3 separate regions of the Homo sapiens genome follow, and all the other regions are linked to region 1. A link is an interaction called in ENCODE POLR2A ChIA-PET data of the cell type or tissue named here. Cell type or tissue: GM12878. All regions are shown on one strand.

Region 1 (2,500 bases):
TACTCATTATCAGGTAGTTCAATACCAGTTATTACAGGATAGGGAAGTCAGTCAGAGAAGGCTTCATAGAGATGAAGCCTTGAGCTGAGCCTGGAAGAAATGAGGAGGACCTCAAGGAACAGAGAAGAATGTTGGTGGGTAAAAACAGGGGCTGGATTCTGTCTGATTTTGGAGAAAATAGAGGGTAGTGAAGTTGTTAGGCAGTGAATGTGTTCCATTTCATGGTTCAAAACGTGGGGCTACGTTTTGCCTACCTGAGCTTCATTATTAATGTGAGAAATTGAATTGTTGTTTTCAGTCACCATTGAGAACACCAAAGATAACACAAGTAGCTTAGATTATTATTTATTTATTTATTTTTGACAGAGTTTCACGCTTGTTGCCCAGGCTGTAGTGCAATGGTGTGATCTCGGCTCCCTGCAACCTCCACCTCCCCCAGGTTCAAGTGATTCTCCTGCCTCAGCCTCCCCAGTAGCTGGGATTACAGGCATGCGCCACCATGCCCGGCTAATTTTGTATTTTTTTGGTAGAGATGGGATTTCTCCATGTTTGGTCAGGCTAGTCTCAAACTCTCAACCTCAGGTGATCTGCTCGCCTCGGCCTCCCAAAGTGTTGCTGGGATTACAGGCGTGAGCCACCATGCCCGGCCATCGCTTTGTGTTCTTAAAATTAATTTAAAACAAGAAAACTTGAGGAATGATGGTTCAGATGAGTGTTAAAACTTGCAAGATGTTTTTTCCTAGAAAAGGATGATTAAAATTGGTTCAGGGTGGGGCCTTCCAGTTCTGGCTCTAATGATTGGGTCCTTACTGTTCTGGTGGAGTGGTAGTGATAAGCTTTTTGTAACAGAAGGGGCAAAAGATTGTGCTTCTGGCTGGGCGCAGTGGCTCACGCCTTCGATTTCCTTGGGATGTTCTTATCAAGTAACTAATCTTAGCACTTTGGGAGGCCAGGTGGGTGGATCACCCTAGGTCAGAAGTTCCAGACCAGCCTGGCCAACGTGGTAAAATCCCGTCTCTACTAAAAATACAAAAATTAGCTGGGCATGGTGGTGGGCACCTGTAATCCCAGCTACTCGGAGTCTGAGGTGGGAAAATGGCTTGAACCCGGGAGGGGGAGGTTGCAGTGAGCCGAGATCCTGCCATTGCACTCCAGCCTAGGCAACAAGACCGAAACTCTGTCTCAAGAAAAAAAAAAAGATTATGCTTCTAAGAATATGGTCTATTGCATATGGACACTGGTTTTTAAAGCTTGAATTTAAAAAGAATTTTTTGTAATAGGTTTTAGAGCTTTTTCTTTTTCTTTTTTATTATTTTTTTGAGATGGAGTTTCACTCCGTCACCCAGGCTGGAGTGCAGTGGTGCCATCTCGGCTCACTGCAACCTCCACCTCCCGGGTTCAAGCGATTCTCCTGCCTCAGCCTCCCCAGTAGCTGGGATTACAGGTGCCCACCACCACGCCCATCTAATTTTTGTATTTTTAGTAGAGATGGGGTTTCACCACCTTGGCCAGGCTGGTCTCAAACTCCTGACCTCGTGATCCACCTGCCTCGGCCTCCCAAAGTGTTGGGATTACAGGCATGAGCCACCGTGCCTGGCCAGAAAGCTTTTTCTTAATGCCAGTTATAATACCCTTTGCTTTACAATTTGCGTATACCTCACAGCTTGCTTTGTGCCGTGTGTGTTTAATATGCCCTAAGTGTACTCGTATATAGGAAAAGCTTTAAAATGGTATCCAATAAATGTCCATTTTGCAAATCTCAGGATAATGTCATTTTCAAGTATCTAGATGCCCTCAAACCAAATTAACTGGAAAATTCAGATTTCAGTTAAGGCCTTTAACTTAACTTAGGACTTTGATTACAGAGATGTATTTTGCTTTGACAAAAGTTAAGGTTAATGTCTTAAATTTCCAGAGATGATAACACAATTTCTATAACCCAGTAACCCATTTAACTTCGCTTAGATTATCAATTTTCAGCCTTGAACAGGCCACTTAGTTTCTCTAATAACTGGCCTCTTCATCTGTAAAACAGCGTAATCTGTGTTTCATGTTTCTTCTTGTGTCAAAGATCGAATCACTTGTAGGAACTATTCATTCAGTCAGGATCAGTATTTCTTCCCCTTCCCATTGGAGATGGTTTGTGGTATTTGTAGCATAACTGGTCTTGTCTGCCTTAGTCTTAATTTTGTCTTTTTGTATGTGTCACTTTCTTTTTTTTTTGAGACAGAGTTTTGCTCTTGTTTTCCAGGCTGGAGTGCAGTGGCGCGATCTTGGCTCACTGCAAGCTCCACCTCCTGGGTTCACGCCATTCTCCTGCCTCAGGCTCCCGAGTGGCTGGGATTACAGGCGCCCACCACCACGTCCGGCTAATTTTTGTATTTTTAGTAGAGACAGGGTTTCTCCATGTTGGCCAGGCTGGTCTTGAACTCCTGACCTCAGGTGATCCACCCATCTCAGCCTCCCAAAGTGCTAGGATTACAGGTGTGAGCCACCCCGC
Region 2 (2,500 bases), 1.6 Mb after region 1:
TGGATGATTCTGATTTTTTAAAAATTCTTTTTGTATATATTTGTATAGGTATTAAAATTGAAATTGTTCAATGACTAAAGTTAAGGCTTTAAACGTATTGGGGCATATTTTATTTCAACAGCAAAAAGTAGAACTGATTTTGAACTGGACAAGGTTATCTTCTCAGTTACTGTAAATTTTACAAGTTTGAGAATAAAATAATATTTAGAATGCTAGCTGTGCTGTTTATATTTCAAGATCATTAAAGCACTCTTGGCTTGTGTGGTCTTTAAAGATGGGTTTATCAAATATTTATTTAACATTGGTAGGTATGTGTAATTCTCAGAAAAAAAATCTAGGACTGCAAAACAAAGCGGGATAATTCCTTCTCTCATTCAACAATACAAGGTGTCACAGAAATCTCAGTGAAGTTTTAATTTTTAAAACTCCAGAATTATATATGTTATAAACTTAAACACCATTGAGAAATTCAGTTACTGGAATTTCTTTTATACTTATTTATTTTTGTGAGTTTTTTTTTCTTTTTTGAGACAGAGTCTCACTCTGTTCCCAGGCCGGAGTGCAGTGGTGTGATCTCTGCTCATTGCAACCCTCCGCCTCCTGGGTTCAAGCAATTCTCCTGCCTCAGCCTCTCCCTAGTAACTAGGATTACAGATATGCACCACCACACCTGCCTAATTTTTGTATTTTTAGTAGAGATGGGGTTTCACTATGTTGGCTGGACTGGTCTCAAACTCCTGGCCTCATGTGATCCTCCTGCCTTGGCCTCTCAAAGTGCTGGGATTATAGGCGTGAGCCACTGCACCCAGCTGTGAATTTTGAATGATGCGCTTTTTTTTTTTTGGTGTGTGTGTGTGATGGAGTCTTGCTCTGTCATGCTGGCTGGAGTGCAGTGGCGCAGTCTTGGCTTACTGCAACCTCCACCTCCAGGTTCAAACGATTCTCCTGCCTCAGCCTCCTAAGTAGCCAGGATTACAGGCGCATGCTACCTTGCCTGGCTCATTTTTGTATTTTTAGTAGAGATGGGGTTTCACCATGCTGACCACGCTGGTCTCAAACTCCTGACCTCAGGCATTCCACCCGCCTCGGTGAATAATGCATTTTTAATTTTAGTTTTTTACTTCAGTACTGCTGAAGATGGCAAATACTGACTGAAGGAAAAAATTAAATTAAAAATGTATTATTCAAAATTGCTTTGCCTGAACTTTTACTTGATTACAGGTCGTTATTTAAATCACTTCGTGAAATTACCTACTTTGGAATTGTAGGCACGTACATAGACTATCCTTAAAAAAATTCAACACTCTCCACACTCACTATTATAATATTGTTACAACTCTTGAGAAACTCAGGTTTGAAGCAAAGATGTCTTTGAGGTTTGGAGATTTCTGTGTCTGAAAACAACTGATCTTGTTTTAAGGAATGAAATCTGACTAACTTTTAGCATGGTATAGGATAAATAGTATACTTTAATTGTTTGTAGTAATTACATAATGTGAAAAAATAAGTAAACTTTCAAAAATTGGCATATTTAATGTAGTGAGATTTTTTTTCCCAGTAGCTTCACTTTGTCCCATACTGTTTTTTTTTTTTTTTTTTTAAACTCACACAGCAAATCAAGTTTATTATAAATTCAAGGAAGGGTTTGGTTAAGCACAATAGCCTATAAGCTCCTTGCTATTTAGATAACATCAAGACTCAGGCATGCACTGTGGAATTGGAACTTCGGTGAGCTAACTAGCTAGGATTTATTCAAATAATAGGAGCTCTACGAGTGACAGATGGCAGAAGGGCACATCTTCTGAAAACTTACTAAAAATTGGTGAATTACAAAATTCTAAATTTTAATACCTTAATCATTTTGAAAGCAGTTCAGACAGAACCGAAACAGAAATATTTGGCATAAAATTCCAAATTTTTATGCTTAGTTTTATTTTTATTATTAAAAGCCAGCTTTTGAAAGCTGTGCAAATATCAGGAATTGGGAAGAATGATGATATAGTGCTACTGGTAAGAAAAATTTCTTCAATTTGTTTTCTCTGATATCGAATTTGACTTGGTTAAAAAACGTGTGCTCCAGCAGTCCAGAAAAGTTATATTTCTGTAAGTAATGGGTTTATCAATTTGGTATTAATGCTTCAAATGTCTGATTAGATATATAGTAGAATTGTATTTAATATGTATTTTTATCTTGATAAGCAGTGTATTTTAAATATGTTTATGTGGTTTTTTATCCTCTCAGTCATTGAAATAATCAGGGCTTTTACTTATGTACATTTAAAATTTAAATATGTTTTTAACATACATATGTTCTAAATGTAAGAGCTGTTGGAGTTGTCGCATTGGAGTTGACTAAAAGTTTATGTGAAAAGTGAATTCTTGGGTAATTTCCTTTGAGGTGTATAATATATTCAAAGTGAATAATTAATTGGAGGTTTTTAGAGCAACTTTTTATTTGAATTGTTTATTTTTAGCACTTTGGTAAAATTTGCTAAGACTT
Region 3 (2,500 bases), 80 kb after region 1:
AGATCTGGTGGGGAGCTGATGTTCCAGTGTGAGGGCCGTGCAGCTGGAGACCTGGTGGGGAGCTGATGTTCCAGTTTGAGGGCCGTGCAACTGGATACCCGGCAGGGAGCTGATGTTCCAGTTTGAGGGCCGTGGAGCTGGAGACCCGGGTTGGGGGGAGCTGATGTTCCAGGTTGAGGGCTGTGGAGCTGGAGACCCGGGTTCGGGGGAGCTGATGTTCCAGGTTGAGGGCCATGCTGCTGGAGACCCAGCGGGGAGCTGATGTTGCAGTTTGAAGTGGTGCAGCTGGAGACCCAGGGGGGAACTGATGTTGCAGTTTGAAGCGGTGCAGCTGGAGACCCAGCGGGGAACTGATGTTGCAATTTGAGGGCCATGCAGCTGGAGACCCTGTGGGGAGCTGATGTTCCTGTTTGAGGGCCTGGGAGCTGATGTTCCTGTTTGAGGGCCTGGGAGCTGATGTTCCAGTTTAAGTCCATGCAGCTGGAGACCCTGTGGGGAGCCGATGTTCCAGTTTGAGGGCCGTGCATCTGGAGATCTGGTGGGGAGCTGATGTTGCAGGTTGAGGGCCGTGGAGCTGGAGACCTGGTTGGGGAGCTGATGTTCCAGTTTGAGGGCCGTGAAGCTGGAGACCCGGGGGGGAACTGATGTTGCAGTTTGAGGGCCATGCAGCTGGGTACCTGGCTGAGAGCTGATGTTGCAGTTTGAGGGCTGTGCACCTGGAGCCCCGGGGTGGAGCTGATATTCCAGTTTGAGGGCCGTGCAGCTGGAGACCTGACGGGAGCTGATGTTCCAGTTTGCAGGCCGTGCATCTGGAGACCCGGCAGGGAGCTGATGTTCCAGTTTGAGGGCCGTGCATCTGGAGTCCCAGTGGAGAGCTGATGTTGCAGGTTGAGGGCTGTGCACCTGGAGCCCCAGGGTGGAACTGATATTCCAGTTTGAGGGCCATGCACCTGGAGATCTGGTGGGGAGCTGATGCTCCAGTTTGAGGGCCAAGCAGCTGGAGACCCGGCAGGGAGCTCATGTTCCAGTTTGCAGGCAGTGCAGCTGGAGACCCGGCGGGTTGCTGATGTTCCAGTTTGAGGTCCATGCAGCTGGAGATCTGGTGGGGAGCTGATGTTCCAGTTTGAGGGCCCTGCAGCTGGAGACCCATGGGGATCTGATGTTCCAGTTTGAGGGTGGTGCAGCTAGCGACCCAGGCGGGAGCTGATGTTCTAGTTTTAGGGCCCTGCAGCTGGAGACCCGGGGAGGAGCTGACGTTCCCGTTTGAGGGCTGTGCAGGTGGAGACCTGGGGAGGAGCTGATGTTGTTCTAATTTGAGTGTGGTGCAGCTGGAGATCCAGGGATGAGATGGTCTTGCGGTTCAAATATGGGGGTCCCGGAGCTGGAATCTACGTGAGGAACCAATGCTGCCTCTGATGTCTTAGGTTGTGGAGCTGGGAACTCACGGAGGAGCTGGTATTGGTGTTTCTAGTTGAGGGTCGTGGTATTTCCAGGGTTTCACAAAGGCCAGATTTTATTTCAGTTACTCAGAAGAGAAAGAAAATGTCTTCTGAAAGAGGTGAACTCAGTCATTACCAATAGAAAAAGTATCCACTGTATTCATCTCTTATACAAACAGAAAAATATAACATTTTCCCCCTTAGAATAATATATATATATATACACAACTTAAGGTTCCATTGTATGTAGCCGAACAATACAATCTGGAAACCAGCATGAAACCCTATTATTCACATGTTAAAATGTTGAAACTATGACCAAAATATGAAAACTGCTAGAGCTATCAGAAAGACACAAGACAAAAAGCTTCTTGCATATGTATAAACTAAATGTGATAATCTCAAAAAACTGTTCAAAATTATAATTACTTTCCAGTTTAAAAACTTTAATCCTAAATTTTTAAAAAAAATCTATATACAAACCACTGATTTGCCCAGACCAAAAAAAGAAAGAAAGAAAGAAAGAAAGAAAGAAATCAGTGGTAACGTAAGCAGGACCCAGAGGAGCTGATATTCACAGTTCTTACATGGACAACTCTTTCAGGAATTATCCATAAAGTACTTTATTTTACAACCTGCTTTTCTTGTAAAACTAAAGGTGCGCGTTTTAACATAAAAGTTTTATACGGTGTTAAAACCAGAACTGTGTGTAAAATACTGCATGTAAATGTTTCTAAATAGTCTTGTTCCATTGGTTCATCGGTGACTTCTGTGGCTTCGTCATCATTTTCCATGGATGATTCTGAAAGAATCTCTCCAGTTTTACTGGAATTGGATCCTACTAATTCTTCTGTTTCACGGCAGTCAGAAGAACCACTACTTTCAGGGCCTTCGTTTTCACTACCTTCAGAATGTAGTAAATCTTTCTCAGCTTGAGACACATCAGATTCCTCCATTTCATTATTTTCCTCAGAAGTCTCTTCATTCACAGTTGAGGCATCATCAGATTCTTTTTCTTGTTTATTTCTTTCTGGGATCATTTCTCTTGATGTCATAAAAGA

The links. ChIA-PET counts read pairs that join two places held together with the same protein. Peaks named below come from ENCODE experiments on the same cell type or tissue, not always from the same donor. Only the 100,000 strongest peaks of a DNase experiment are listed, where the experiment ranks them.
Region 2: POLR2A ChIA-PET joins it to region 1 with 5 read pairs; 1 of 35 experiments calls an interaction of 5 or more read pairs at or near these places.
Region 3: POLR2A ChIA-PET joins it to region 1 with 8 read pairs; 5 of 35 experiments call an interaction of 5 or more read pairs at or near these places.

The regions. Positions count from the first base shown.
Region 1 is chr3:196,077,476-196,079,975 of GRCh38, reverse strand. All of the region lies in intron 1 of TFRC (transferrin receptor), which reads left to right. Among named protein-coding and RNA genes, the nearest start is that of TFRC, 3.4 kb to the left of the region's middle. In GM12878, no CTCF peak of the experiment used is centred here; no DNase peak of the experiment used is centred here; H3K4me3 peaks cover 2,358 bases; H3K27ac peaks cover 1,600 bases.
Region 2 is chr3:194,467,487-194,469,986 of GRCh38, reverse strand. All of the region lies in intron 2 of ATP13A3 (ATPase 13A3), which reads left to right. Among named protein-coding and RNA genes, the nearest start is that of ATP13A3, 18 kb to the left of the region's middle. In GM12878, no CTCF peak of the experiment used is centred here; no DNase peak of the experiment used is centred here.
Region 3 is chr3:195,997,913-196,000,412 of GRCh38, reverse strand. No RefSeq gene overlaps it. Among named protein-coding and RNA genes, the nearest start is that of TFRC, 83 kb to the left of the region's middle. In GM12878, no CTCF peak of the experiment used is centred here; no DNase peak of the experiment used is centred here; H3K27me3 peaks cover 197 bases.